Regions from separate parts of the Homo sapiens genome. Here region 1 is linked to region 2. Evidence: chromatin loops called from intact Hi-C (ENCODE). Cell type or tissue: psoas muscle. All regions are shown on one strand. Links, peaks and the distances in the headings refer to the core of each region. The heading gives the core; the rest is flanking DNA.

The links. Peaks named below come from ENCODE experiments on the same cell type or tissue, not always from the same donor. Only the 100,000 strongest peaks of a DNase experiment are listed, where the experiment ranks them.
Region 1: it touches region 2 in a loop (3-fold over the local background); 108 of 110 quality-filtered maps call a loop at or near these places.

Annotation. Positions count from the first base shown.
Region 1 is chr1:27,099,227-27,106,286 of GRCh38, reverse strand. SLC9A1 (solute carrier family 9 member A1) reads left to right here. Exons shown (of 12, transcript NM_003047.5): 5 at 200-402; 6 at 2,975-3,064; 7 at 3,544-3,614; 8 at 3,729-3,902; 9 at 4,157-4,271; 10 at 4,461-4,562; 11 at 5,012-5,084; 12 at 5,643-7,060. The coding sequence ends at 5,980. Among named protein-coding and RNA genes, the nearest start is that of SLC9A1, 52 kb to the left of the region's middle. RefSeq lists enhancers at 11-1,210, 2,747-3,605, 3,606-4,464. In psoas muscle, for the core only: a CTCF peak has its summit at 3,414 (motif pointing left); DNase peaks (open chromatin) are centred at 3,406 and 3,955.
Region 2 is chr1:27,297,802-27,304,861 of GRCh38, reverse strand. WDTC1 (WD and tetratricopeptide repeats 1) reads right to left here. Exons shown (of 16, transcript NM_001276252.2): 12 at 6,751-6,924; 13 at 3,401-3,636; 14 at 1,067-1,241. Among named protein-coding and RNA genes, the nearest start is that of TMEM222, 21 kb to the left of the region's middle. RefSeq lists enhancers at 2,973-3,486, 3,487-3,999, 4,145-4,204, 5,027-5,540. In psoas muscle, for the core only: a CTCF peak has its summit at 3,886 (motif pointing left); DNase peaks (open chromatin) are centred at 3,911 and 4,861; H3K27ac peaks cover 722 bases.

The sequences.
Region 1 (7,060 bases), core at 2,284-4,783, 200 kb after region 2:
GAAGTCCTTTAAGGATCCACCCAGCTCTTGGATTGAGGAGTTCAGAGCACTCTGGGCTGAGGGACCCAGGAATTGAGTGAGCGGGGTGGGCTTCGTAATGGAGACTTCCTGGATGCACAGAGAAATCACTGATGCAGAATCCAGGAGGGACTGGGGACAGCCCGACCTGACCCTCATCACCCCCTGCCTTCCCCTGCAGGGGTGCTGGGCCTGACCTGGTTCATCAACAAGTTCCGTATCGTGAAGCTGACCCCCAAGGACCAGTTCATCATCGCCTATGGGGGCCTGCGAGGGGCCATCGCCTTCTCTCTGGGCTACCTCCTGGACAAGAAGCACTTCCCCATGTGTGACCTGTTCCTCACTGCCATCATCACTGTCATCTTCTTCACCGTCTTTGTGCAGGTGCTGGGCCAGGGCAGGGCAGGCCCTTGCCTTGGGGACCCTCACAGGCTGTTCCCGTGGAAAGAGAGGAAAGCGTGTGATTTGAAATGCGATTCTAGTCCCAGCTCCACCACTAACTTGCTGTGTGACCTTGGGCGAGCCACTCCCCCTTTCTGGGCCTCAGTTTCTTCAATCGTAAAGTGAGAATTGTGATGAGTCATTGCAGAGTGACTGATCAGAATGTAAAGGAACCAGAATGCTGCCCAACTTAATTTGGAACTCATAGAGCATTAAGAGAAGTGGGTACTGGCCGGGCACGGTGACTCAACGCCTGTAATCCCAGCACTTTGGGAGGCTGAGGGGGTGGATCACCTGAGGTCAGGAGTTTGAGACCAGCCTGACTAACATGGTGAAACCCCGTCTCTACTAAAAATACAAAATTAGTGGGCATGGTGATGCATACCTGTAATTCCAGCTACTTGGGAGGCTGAGGCAGGAGAATCACTTGAACCCAGGAGGTGGAGGTTGCAGTGAGCTGAGATTGCGCCATTGCACTCCAGCCTGGGTAACAAGAGTGAAATTCCATCTCAAAAAAAAAGAAAAAGAGAGAGAAGTGGGTACAGTCAACAGGCCCAAGATCTCTCTTTGCTACTAACTCATTGTAGGGCTTTAGGCAAGAGATTTCATATCTTAGGGTCTCAGTTTCTGCATCTGTAAAATGGGAATAATATCACAGCATGGGGAACTGGAAAGGGCTATGAGCCAGGCAGCAGGAGGCCTGGAGTCAGCCCTAGCTCTGTGTTGGTGTCCCTCTGACCCTAAGAAAGACCCCCACTCTTCTCTGGGTCTCAGTTCCCATCTGTAAAGTGAGGGAACCAGGCGAGATGATTCCCAAGAATCCTTCCAGCCTGCTGCTCAGTGATTTCTGTACATTTAAACGGCTCAGGCTTAGCTGACAGCCACTCTCCTGCCTAAGGTCCCCAAGGAAGCCCAGCCTGTGATGGTGCAAATTGCTCTGCCTTACCTGACTTTGCCTGACCTTGGGCAAATAAGAAACACTCTGTCTGAGCCTCCATTTCTTTACCATCCTTTCTGTCTTTTCTGGGCACTGATACTCAAAAAGCCCTAGATGGGATACATCTTTGCATTCTCTTGAGAAAAAAAAATAGGGGAAACCTGGGGCTGGGCTTATTTTCTGTCCTTTAAAGGGAGAGGGGACCCTGGTGCAGTGGCTCACGCCTATGATCCCAGGACTTTGGGAGGCCGAGGCAGGAGGATCCCTTGAGCCCAGTAGTTCAAGAGCAGCCTAGGCAACATGGCAACCTTGTCTCTACAAAAAATAAAAAAAAAATTAGTGGGTATGGTGGTACACACCTGTAAGTCCCAGGTACTTGAGAAGCTGAGGTGGGAGGATAGCTTGAGCCCAGGAGATTGAGGCAGCTGTGAGCTGTGATTGAGCCTGTGTGACTCCTCCAGCCTGTGTGACAGAGTGAGACTCTCTCTCGAGTTAAGAAAAAGGAGAGAGGCTGGGCGCGGTGGCTCATGCCTGTAATCCCAGCACTTTGGGAGGCCGAGGCAGGCGGATCGCCTGAGGTCAGGAGTTCCAGACCAGCCTGGCCAACATGGTGAAACCCTGTTTCTACTAAAAATACAAAAATTAGCTGGGCGTGGTGGCAGCCGCCTGTAATCCCAGCTACTTGGGAGGCTGAGGCAGGAGAATCACTTGAACCCGGGAGGTGGAGGTTGCAGTGAGCTGAAATCGCACCACTGCACTCCAGCCTGGGTGACAGAGCAAGACTCCATCTCAAAAAAAAAAAAAAAAAAAAAAAGAGGAGGAGGCTGCCACTTTTGTCCTCTTGCCCTGCTTCCATCTTCAAAAAATTTTTTTTACCTTGATTTTGCAGTTGTATGTGCTAATGATTTTCCAAGCCCATTTTCATTGAAGGCAACATTGGGGAGGGGGCCTCCCTCCAGAGCCAGCCTGCCTGGGTTTAAATCATGGCTTTACTGCTTCTCTGGGATCTTAGAAAGCTGCTTATCCTCTCTGAGCCTCAGTTTCTGCATCTGTTAAATAGAGACAATGGAAGGACCTCCCTCTTAGTGTTGCGGATATTGGAGAGCTGATTGATGCTAGAACACTTCCAAGCACGTGTGTTGGTCACATGGCAGGTGTGCAGTTCCATCTGCTGCTGCTGTTATTACTCGGTCCTCCTCACAGTCCTGGTGGGGAGGCAGTGCAGAGGTAGTTTTCCCTGTGTGTGGGGCCTGACTTCCATGGGGTTGCAGAGCAAGTCTGTGGTGCAGTCCACATCTGAACCCAGGCTGTCTGCTGCCTGGCCCAGGCCAGATGACCAGTGTGGGGGTCATTTGGCAGTGAAACCTCTGACCGTGTCTCCAGGAAGAAGCAGGCCTTAAGGACCTGTCTTTAGATAAGTGCTGGGAGGTGGGAGAGTTCTCACACCCTTGGGTCCTGGGAGAGAGCAGAGCAGAGAGGGCATCCTAGCCTTGGGGGCCTGGGGTGAGGGAGGGAGGCTCTGTGGCCTCCCTGCCTGGGTAGCAGAACTGGAGTGCCTGACACCTGCCTGCCCCCCAGGGCATGACCATTCGGCCCCTGGTAGACCTGTTGGCTGTGAAGAAAAAGCAAGAGACGAAGCGCTCCATCAACGAAGAGATCCACACACAGGTACTGGAGTGCGGGCTGGGCCCTTGGTTGCAGAAGGAGGAACAGGGAGATAGGGAGCAGCTGGGCCTCAAGTCTCTGCCCCCCATCAGCCCCTTCTCCCTGTGCCAGTGCCCAGGGGCTCCCTCTGCCCCAGGAGGCCGCCAGGGTCTAGCCATAGGAAGGTGTGGTGTGAGCAGCTGGGAGCCTGAGGAGGGGGCATCATGCCATCTCTGCCTCCATTTGAAACCTATCCCAGGCATAGGTCCCAGGTGGGATTAGAGAAGGGGGCTCAGCCGGACACAGGCAAGGCTTCGAGATACCCAGAGTCAGGGCCGCTGGGTTCGATGAGTGGAGTGTGGGCGCCACCTCCTGGCTGCTCATGGAACCACAGGGCTGGACCCAGCAGGGCTGCAGCTACGGGAGGGAGTGGGGCTAGTCAGAGGTCTTGGTAGGGAAGGCGCCCCACAGCGAGGCTTGACTTGGCCCTGGGCCCCTTTCAGTTCCTGGACCACCTTCTGACAGGCATCGAAGACATCTGTGGCCACTACGGTCACCACCACTGGAAGGACAAGTAGGTGGCAGGCCTGGTGGGCAGGCAGGGAGGGGCAGGCAAGGGTCTCCTGGGCCTGGGCATCTCCCCACTCCTGGAAGCTGGCGCCATCCGTCTCCCTCCTCCTCCCACCAGGCTCAACCGGTTTAATAAGAAATATGTGAAGAAGTGTCTGATAGCTGGCGAGCGCTCCAAGGAGCCCCAGCTCATTGCCTTCTACCACAAGATGGAGATGAAGCAGGCCATCGAGCTGGTGGAGAGCGGGGGCATGGGCAAGATCCCCTCTGCCGTCTCCACCGTCTCCATGCAGTGAGTGCTGGGGCAACCAGGCAGCTTCTGCTCCCACACACCGGCCCCTCAAGCCCGGTTGGAGGTGGCCACCTGGGGGGCGGGGTCTTCTGTTGTCCTGTTGGGGCGGACAAGAGAGCTGTGGGCTCGCACCAAGGACCTGAGGCTTTGGCGCCCACCTGGGTCATCCCTAGGGTGACTTCCTTCTGGCCAAACCTGGGAGGCACCAGGATCCCAAGAATCTTGGGGACCTAACCGATGCCCTATTGCCCCAGGAACATCCACCCCAAGTCCCTGCCTTCCGAGCGCATCCTGCCAGCACTGTCCAAGGACAAGGAGGAGGAGATCCGCAAAATCCTGAGGAACAACTTGCAGAAGACCAGGCAGCGGGTGAGGGCCTGCTCCCCAGCCCGACCCCCAGGGTACAGGAGCCCTTCAGCCCCTCTCTACGGCAGCCCTGCCCTGCCCGTGCCCCTCGGCACCCACCCCAGGACTGGCCCGGCCTCCAGCACTGCCCCCACCCCTCCATGAGCAGAGCCTTCCGGGGCCCGCACTGCCCTGACGCTGTCCCTCCCACAGCTGCGGTCCTACAACAGACACACGCTGGTGGCAGACCCCTACGAGGAAGCCTGGAACCAGATGCTGCTCCGGAGGCAGAAGGCCCGGCAGCTGGAGCAGAAGGTAGCCTCTGCCTTCCTCTGGGAATCTGTATCCCACCCCACTCGCCCAAGCTCCGCCACAGCCTCTAAGGAAATGTACCCATTCTAGGAACAGGGTTTGGCTTTCGAGGGGCTTTTAGCAGTGTAAGGGCATGGAGAGCCATGAGTTCTAAGCAAGGGATTGGCGTGGGGTTGTGGGGCATGGCCTGGGTTAGGGCAGTGGCAGGGGACAGAGGAATGGGTGGATTTAAGGCTGAGCAGTGTAGGTGTATTCAGGGAGGCTGTGACAGGAGCCTGGGATGAGCCCTTAGGAGCTCCTGAGGGGCCAGTACGGGTGCCCACACAGGCACAAGGGAGGGGGAGCAAGCGCCCTGCATATACGAAAGGTGGGGTGTGCACTGGCCGGGTTCTGTCCTGAGGGGCTCCCTCTGCCCAGCTGCCTGTGCTCACCCCGTCTGTCCTCTCTGTCAGATCAACAACTACCTGACGGTGCCAGCCCACAAGCTGGACTCACCCACCATGTCTCGGGCCCGCATCGGCTCAGGTAAGGGCCTGGCGAGGGGCCTCAGGACTGGGCACTCTGAGCTGCCACCTCCTGAGGATGGGGCTCCACAGGAACAGTCCTCAGCCACTGGGAGGACAGGCCTGGCCCTCGCTGACCTCAGGATCCCCTCCCAAGCCATGAGCTGCTTCTACGTCAGGGGCCATCCCTAGGGAGAGAGACGTTCCGGGCGAGGACTGTGTGGGGAGCTGGGAGAGCCACGGTGCCTGGCAGGAAGGCAGGGTATCTGCCCCATCGAGACCCCCAACACGTGTGGGGAACGTGAGGGCAGGGCCCCAGGGCAGACTGACTCAGGGAGGAGCCCCAGGCCTTGGCCTGTGGAGGGACACCTCTGGGAGCCCCTGTCAAAGGAGAGGGCCACAGTCTGAGGAAGAGAAGCTGTGGGGTGGAAGGTCGCAGAGGCCTGCTTCTGAGGCCTGTTGGGACCGGGACGGCTGTGCTCATGAGAAGGCCTGAAGGAGGCACTGACGCGGCCGAGTGGCACGTGCTGGGCCGGGCTCCAGAGCGGAACCCAGCTTGTGCCTTGCTCTTGGTCCCCAGACCCACTGGCCTATGAGCCGAAGGAGGACCTGCCTGTCATCACCATCGACCCGGCTTCCCCGCAGTCACCCGAGTCTGTGGACCTGGTGAATGAAGAGCTGAAGGGCAAAGTCTTAGGGTTGAGCCGGGATCCTGCAAAGGTGGCTGAGGAGGACGAGGACGACGATGGGGGCATCATGATGCGGAGCAAGGAGACTTCGTCCCCAGGAACCGACGATGTCTTCACCCCCGCGCCCAGTGACAGCCCCAGCTCCCAGAGGATACAGCGCTGCCTCAGTGACCCAGGCCCACACCCTGAGCCTGGGGAGGGAGAACCGTTCTTCCCCAAGGGGCAGTAACACCAGGGCCAGCAGGCAGCGCCTGTCCCCTCACAGACTCTTCCACCAGAGCAGGGGCTGCTGGGGGCTCCCCTTGCCCTTCCTGACCCGGATTGGCCCTGCCCCTCCCCCTACCGCATGGCAGCTGGGCCCACAGCCCCCACCCCAGCACAGCTCCTCCCCTGCCGCCTCCCGGGAAGCATCCTCCCCACCAGAGCTGCCTCCCCAATCCATTTGGCAGAACTGCTGGGGCTGGTGAGGCCGGCCCTGCCCCTCCCTAGATCCAGGCTTCTCCCGGACCTGGACTAGGGCCTCGGAGGCTCCTCCCTCTGCCTCATCCTCCTCCTCATTCAGACCAATCTTAGTTTCTAACCAAAGAGTCTCTGGCTCAGCTGTGGTCCCACCCAGGAAGGGAGGGAGCTGAGGCCTCCCTTGAGTAGGCCCTGCTTTATCAGGGGACAAACCAGGGGTACCAGGCACATGGCTGGGGGAGGGACTGCTGACCCACCAAGGTCTCACACTCCTCCTGCCAGCTCTGTCACCCTGGCCACCACCCAACCTGTCCTTACTCAGAGCTGCGGGCTGAGGGCATCTCTGAGTGTCTCTGCCTGGAGCAGGGGTGGTTTCTACGGTGACAGTGACGTGACTCAGAGCTTTTCGAACTGTGCTCCCACGGGGACCACTGGGCCCCTCAGGGGAAGCTGCTAGGGGAAGGACTGGCCGTGGCTCCAGAATGTGCTGCCTTTTTAAGTTTTGTTTGTTCACACTCCTATATATGATTGTTTGCACAGAGGGCGCTCCTGTTTTTAAAACATTTTGAAAACCCCTGGCTGAACAGTGCTCTGCCTCTAACTCCCTCCTCACACTCCAGAATTACCCTTCCTCATCTGTGCCTGTCTGTCCAACCCCTCCCCCACGTCTCTCTGCCTGCTGGGCTCTTAACTGTTGCTCGAAGACTGTGACATCAGAAGTAACTCCCACTCCTAATCAAGAGTCTCTCCAGCCTCACAGATGCTGGCCTCTTGGCACCTGCCTAGCTCTTGGGCCTGACCTCCAGTCCTGCTGGCCTGCTCTTACTTCCCCCACCCTGGGTTTGGCCCC
Region 2 (7,060 bases), core at 2,688-5,187:
CCCAGAATTCCTCCAGGTATATAGCCCTGGTCACTGTTCTCTTAAACCTAGGGCCAGCGACTACCTGGATTTCTCCAAGACAGTCTCCCCTATAGTTCATTATTACCTCCTTGGGCCAGGATCATCTTACATCATCTCTCGGGTCTCCAAAATACCCTGTTTTAAGCCTCCCCTGAGCAGTTCCAGGCTTCTGGCATCCAGACTCCCCCTGCCCCTCACACACCACTGACATTTAGAGGGCATCTTGATGGATTCTTTTTTTTTCTTAGAGACAGGGTCTCATTCTGTCACCCAAGCTGGAGTACAGTGGCATGATCATGGCTCACTGTGGCCTTAACTGGTCCTCCAATGTCAACCTCCTGAATAGCTGGGACTACAGGTGCACGTCACCACACCCAGATAATTTAAAACATTTTTTGTAGAGATGGGGGTCTATGCTGTCCAGGCTGGTCTCAAACTCCTGGGCTCAAGCGATCCTCCTGCTTCAGCCTCCCCAAGTGCTGGGATTACGGGCATGAGCCACTGTGCCTGGCCTATGGAGAGATTCTTGATTCATGTTCATGTGTCTCACCTACCCAAAGAAAGTACATCTACAAATGAGGGGTGGGGATGATGGTGTCTGAAACACAGAGTTTGTCCCTTAGTACACAGGGCACAGTTTTGAGCACAAAACAGATGTGCCAAGATTCCCAGCCTTGGAGGGCTGCTGCCTCATACTCTCAAGCAGAGGGAGGTTCCTTGAATGCAGATAAAGAAACCAAGCTCTGGCACATGCAGACAGAGGGAGAAGGAGGTGGGGGATGAAGGAGTAGTTCAGGCACTGCGCTGGAGGCTCTACTTGGGTTATCTTATTAGTCCTTGTTATGGCCTCATAAATGGGCATGGCAGGTTGGTCATTTCATAGATTAAAAAACTTTAGAGGCTGACAAAGGTGAAGCCATTTGCCCAAGGGTACAGAGGCAGAGCAGGGATTTGAGATTCTTCTCTGAAACCATTATGCCCCAACACTCCCCACTCAACCTCCCGCTGCCAACTGGGCTGCACCCTCCTCTTCAGGGCCTCGGACCTGCCAAAGAAATTGGCCTCTTTGATATCCGTGGTGGTGTTGCAGTGGCCGCAGTAGCGGAACTGATAGTCGTAGCTTCGCTCCCGCAGCACCATTTCATCCTCTGAGATGGAGTCCTTGCGGCTCGTGCTGCGGAGGCGGACTGGGGCGCCGCCACCAGGTCCCTTCTTCTCCTCTGGGGGCAGAGATCCAGAAAAGGTAAGCGCCTTGTTCCTTTCTCTCCTTCCCTATTTTCCCCCACCTATGGCTCTGTTTTCAGTCCAAAGTCTGACAACATAGAGCTACCTGCCTCCACCCTTATCCTGGAAAACTGGGGAAAGGTTGTGAGGAAGATGCATCTTTGGATCTAGCCCCTGAGGATGTTCAAGAGGAGACCTTTGATGCCAGGAGGGCCCTGGTTCAGGTCCCTAAATGAGGGCCTGAAAGCCCCAAAGATGCAGAGACTCAAAGTCTGTTTCTGTGGAGGTAAGAGGCAGGGGAGGGTAGAGTGAGGCACTAGCAAAGAGAGAATGGATGACTTTTTTTTTTTTTTTTGAGATGGTCACGCAGGCTGGAGTGCAGTGGCGTGATCTCGGCTCACTGCAACCTCCACCTCCAAGGTTCAAGCGATTCTCCTGCCTCAGCCTCCTGAGTAACTGGGACTACCAGGCACGTGCCACCACGCCCAGCTAATTTTTGTATTTTTAGTAGAGACGGGGTTTCGCCACATTGGCCAGGCTGGTCTCAAACTCCTGACCTCAGGTGATCCACCTGCCTTGGCCTCCCAAAGTGCTGGGATTACAGGCATGAGCCACCGAGCCCAGCCTGGGTGACTTTTATAAACAGATTCATGGCACTTAGGGCAGTAAGGACCATGCCCTTACCCTCTGGAAGACAAGTTATTAGGGTCCCAAATGAGAGTCACTGATCAGTTAAGTGACAGGTAAAGTCACACAAGTTTTCTCAGTTCCTTAAAAGTGACTCACTCATACCTGCTTCAGGGCCTTGGAGCATGCTGGTTCATATGCCAGGAGCTCTGCATCTCCCACAGCTACATTTTGTTGTTGTTGTTGTTTGAGACAGGATTTTGCTCTGTCACCCAGGCTGGAGTGCAGTGGTGTGATCATGGCTCACTGTAGCCTTGACCTCCTGGGCTCAAGTGATCCTCCTGCCTCAGCTGCCCGAGGAGCTGGGACTACAGGTGTGTGCCACCACCCCTGGCTAATTTTTTTTAATTTTTCTTTTGTTGAGATGGGATCTTGCTATGTTGTCCTAGCTGATATTGAACTCCTGGGCTCAAGCTATTTTCCCACATCAGCCTCCCAAAGTGCTGGGATTATAAGCGTGAGCCACCGCGCTAGGCCACACAGCTATATTTTGTATCTAGTTAATGCTTCCTTTGGATCCTTTAGATCTTAGTTTAAATGTTTCTTCCTGAAGAACCCCAGAATGCCATCAAGCCCACCCCCTCCCAGCATGCACACCATTCAGGTCCCCATGGCACTTGTCATACTTTTTTGTTTCTCCTTTATCACTTGGTTCCTTCACTAGACTGTAAATGCCATAAACACAGAAATTCCACGTGACTTAGTCACAGCTCTATTCCCAGGACCCAGCACAGTGCCTGGCACATGGCAGGTGTCTGATAACTATTCATTAAACAAATTAATTTATCACGTGGTTGGTAAACTGCAAAGGAGAGAGGTGAAGATCCATGTCTGCCTCCTATGAGCTCACCGTTCACGTTTACAGACCACACTCCGATGGCCCAGTTCATTCTCCAGCACACTGAGGGGAGCTGGGCAGGGCTTCGTGCTCTTTGTGCAGGTAGGTAGAGAGGCTGTGCTTTCTTCAAGGCCACACAGTCAGGTGGTGGAGCTGCATTTGGAACCGAGGCCCCACATTCCAAGCCTGAGGCATTTCTACTGCTCTGCGCTATTGTCTCTGCTGCACTTGTACACTCGGAACAAACACAATGACCAGCTTCTGCCTCTCAGATGCCCAAGTGGAACCACCAGGGCCCTGTCTAAGCAGGTGTGAATGCCTAGCGGGAGCCTGACTGAGCTCAGCTTCCTCCTATCCTGGGCACCAGGCACTCCCCCAGGTGCTTTAAACATGCCATTTAAACATGCTGATCCTCAATAGAAACGCTCAGTGGGAGGTGCTGGCATGCCTCCTTTTCAGACCAGGAAACACTCTGAGAGAGACACCAAGTAACTGCCCCAAAGTTGCATGGTTTCTGAATCAACATCTGAACCCAGGCCTCTCCAATCCCAGAACCATGACCTCTCCAGAATGTCATGCAGCATCTCAAAGAGAAAGAGTAACAGCACCCCCTCCTCAGTGCCCACTCACCACCATCATTTTTAGAGAAGAGGGCAGCTGTGATGTCGCGGCCCAATGCATCACAAGCGCTGCTGTGGGCCTGCTCCGGAAATTTCCCTTTGAAGTCGTCCAGGCACTCCAGGGCTTCAGCCACATACTTGAGCTCAAAGAGGCAGCGGGCCAGGCGAAAGTGTGCCTTCAGGTGGCATGGGTTTAGGGAGATGGCCTTGAGGCAGTCCCTCAGGGCATCATAGTGGTCACCATCCCTGGGAAGGCAGGGAAGAGCGGCTTGGAGGTGGAGCCACGTGGCAAGCAAGGGGTCCCCATTCAGTCTCCTCTGCTTCCTGTGGCCACCCCAGCCCACCACTGACAGATCTCATGGCAAGGGGACTTGAGGACGAAGAGAATCCTGGCTCAGCCCAGGCCTCCCCCATCAGGAGACAGAGTATGGTTAAGGAGCAAGCCAGGAAACCCTGAGGTCTTGAGGGTGGCAAAAGCTGGTGTCAGGCTGCCCTCTGCTGGGCACAGAGTGCAACTGCACACTGGCTCACCCCAGGCACCCGCAGCTCTGCAGCAGAAGGCCTGGCATCTTGCCCACCACAGGCTCCCCAAGCCCTCCTTCTCTCTTCCCCCATCCACCTTCTCAAATCACCCCCGGCTGGCCTTCAAAGCCACATCCAAGGCAGGGGGCCCTCAAGGACAGTTCTGTGGTCTGGGGAAGCCAGAAGTGTCAGGCTGGGGACGCAGGGTCTGACCAGCAGGCAGCAAGCCCTCAGCCAGACCCCCCCCTGTCCTGGCTGACTGATCCACAGCAGCTGTGGCCTCTACCTCCTGGGGCTGGAGGATGGGGCCTGACAGTCTGGCAGAGTCAGCTCTCTGGAAGCTGATGGTAAGGGGGGTTGTGCACACCAGGAGCTCCAAATCGTCCCCACTCACTTCTCCAACCTCCTGAAGCATGGATGAAGGGAAGTGGGAGTGCTTTTGATGGGGAAGCGGGGAAAGAGGAAGTGAAAGGAGGTCAGAGAAGCCCCTCCTTTTCCCACCCTGTGCCAGAATATAGGAAGCATACTCCCCCAGCACCCACAGACCTGTCCTTGCCTCTTGTCTGGAGAGCCAGACAGGCCACAGGAACTGCTTCTTCAGAAGCCATTTTTTTTTTTCAGCTGGGCTGGAGTAGGCCTAGGACCCAACTGTGCCAAGCAGCAGTAAGAGGCACCCCTTAGAGTTAATGGCCCCTTCTCCAAGGGCACAGCTCACAACAATCCGGCATGGCTAAGGCAGGCCTGACATGGGAAGGTTCTTCCTGAGCCTCCTTCTGCAGCACTCAGAGGGAGCACCCAGTCCTCGGAACAGCCACGCTCAGACCAGGAACCAGCAGCTCAGCCCATGTGGGGGCAGGCAGGAAACAGAGCTGCTTCAATGGCGTGGCCTGCGTCAGGATGAGTGGCTCTGACGAAGGAGCAGGCACTGTTTGGAAACCCAATTACTGCCTGCAAGGTGCCCCTCTGAGCTCCTGGGGAGAGCCAGACCAGAGACCAGCCAGGAGCCAGAGGGTGACAGCTCCCACTGCATCCAGGAGCAGATGGCAGCCCTGGGGAGACTGGCCCAGGACAGAATGTGACATTCTAGGGGTCACTGGCAGGCATGTGGGGATGGGGGTAGAGAGCAGGCTGGCCCCAGGGCTCACCCTTCCTAGACTCACTGCCAGATCAATCTCCCTGAAAGGACAGCCCTCGGCACATCCCTCTCCTGCTCAGAACTCTCCAGTAGCTGCCCATCATGCACTGAATCGAGGCCAACGTCACCGCTCTGCATTCCAAGCTCTCCCTAGGCCGGCCCCAGGCTACCTCACAGACTCATCTCCTGCCAGTCCCTTTCCGAACCCTCTGCTCCAGCCAAATGGATTTGCTGTTCTGCAAACAAGCTCTTCAGTCAGTCCCCCACCCCCATGCCTTTGTTCACACCATTTCATCTCCCTGGAATGTCCTTCCCCCACAGGCCCCTCCTCTCCTTCATCTCCTGTCTAAGCCTGCCTACACTTAAAGCCCATTCAGACGCCATGTCTTTCTGATGCTTCCCTGCTCCCCAGCTAAAGCGACCCAACTTTTCTTGATGCCCACAGCCCTTTACCTGACCATTCACAAGACTCACTGCTTCCTATCTCTTTAATGCTGAACTATGTCCACCACTTTACCCACTGTCTGGAGAGGCTCCTCTGGAGCACAGGAACTCAGAGTGATAGAACTTTGTGTTCCTAGTACCTAGCACATAGTAGGAGCTCAGAGAACATGCTGAGGGCACATATGGATTAGGAAATCACCAACCTCTCTTAGCAAGAATGCAGGAGTGAAGCTGAGCTCTTAGCCTACAGCCTGGATGAGGACCACTGAGTTCTACCCAACTGTTTGTTGGACAGAGAGGTGAATCAACTCACGATTCATCCAAAACAGTCATCTCCTGGGTTTGGCTACCACCTGAGCCCTTGGCCAACTCCTGATGCCTTAGCTAAGGCCGGGGGACAGCATCTTCCCCACCCCCACCTAGCATTACCATCCTGCTGACTTGGGTGGGTTTCTTAAGTTTCCCTCTCTGGCCTGCCGAGTTGCAGCCAGACGATGGCACACCAGCTGGCCTGTCTGTCTGGGCAGAGCCGACGGATGCCAGACGGAGCAGAAATGGCTGTGGGCCCAGCTCTATCCATCTCTAGTCCTGGCCCTGGCTGGGGGATGGGGGGGCGGGGTCTGCATGTCTGCTTGCCTGCTGGTGCTGCAGGCAGTAGGGCTGGGGGCCCTGATGGTCTCCAAAGATGAGGAGTTCTTTCAGATATGGTCTACTTCTTTATTACCAGCCACCATACCCTAGCGTGACCCATAGCCAGCTTTGGATCTCTGGGATATGGTTTGTACTCAGTCCAAAGGGTCTAAGAACACAGAAAGCAAGCCTTAGAGGGGCAAGGGACTGCAGAATATTTTAGACACATACCAACTGAATTCACCAAACCCCTCATTTCCACTTAGCAAGATTCCACTGCTCTTCAAAGTCCAATTCTCCAACAGTTGGGACTAACAGTCCTCAACTCATACTTCCCCAGGGGCCACAGCACTTTATAATAATATGCCATGTAGAAACTAGTTTTGAACATGTTCCACGTAACTGTGAGCTTCCTTAGTGCTTGAGACTTCCTGATTAATGGGTCAGGTGCCTGCCCACCATTAGCCTGGAGGTGGGGAGGAGAGGCCAAGAAGCCCTAAGAGGCAGCAATATGTTCTTGCCACTTTCCCTGGATGCCTTGGCAACTTGGCTCCATCAGGCCCCTGCCTTTTGGTCCAGCTGCTTTCTCCCTCATCCTGACCCAGATCCCCTCTGCAGTGGCCACTCACCACTTGCGCTTCATGTAGGCTGCTGCTCGGTTTCCATAAAGCATGGCATTGTGAGGGGCCCTCTGCACAGCCTTGCTGTAAAGCTGAATGGCTTGGGTCCACTGCTGGCAGGCAAAAGCCTCATTGGCTTGCTGTTTCACACGCTCCAGGTATGGTGGTAGCTCTACTTGGGGGCTGCAGGGGAAATAGAGCCAAGTCAGAACAGTCAAAGAAGGTCAGAGCAGCCCCTCAGGGAGTCTGTAACATGGCCTGAGGGCCACCCAGATTTTCTTGGCCCCTGGGATCTGACTGCTATCTGGAAGAGGGGACC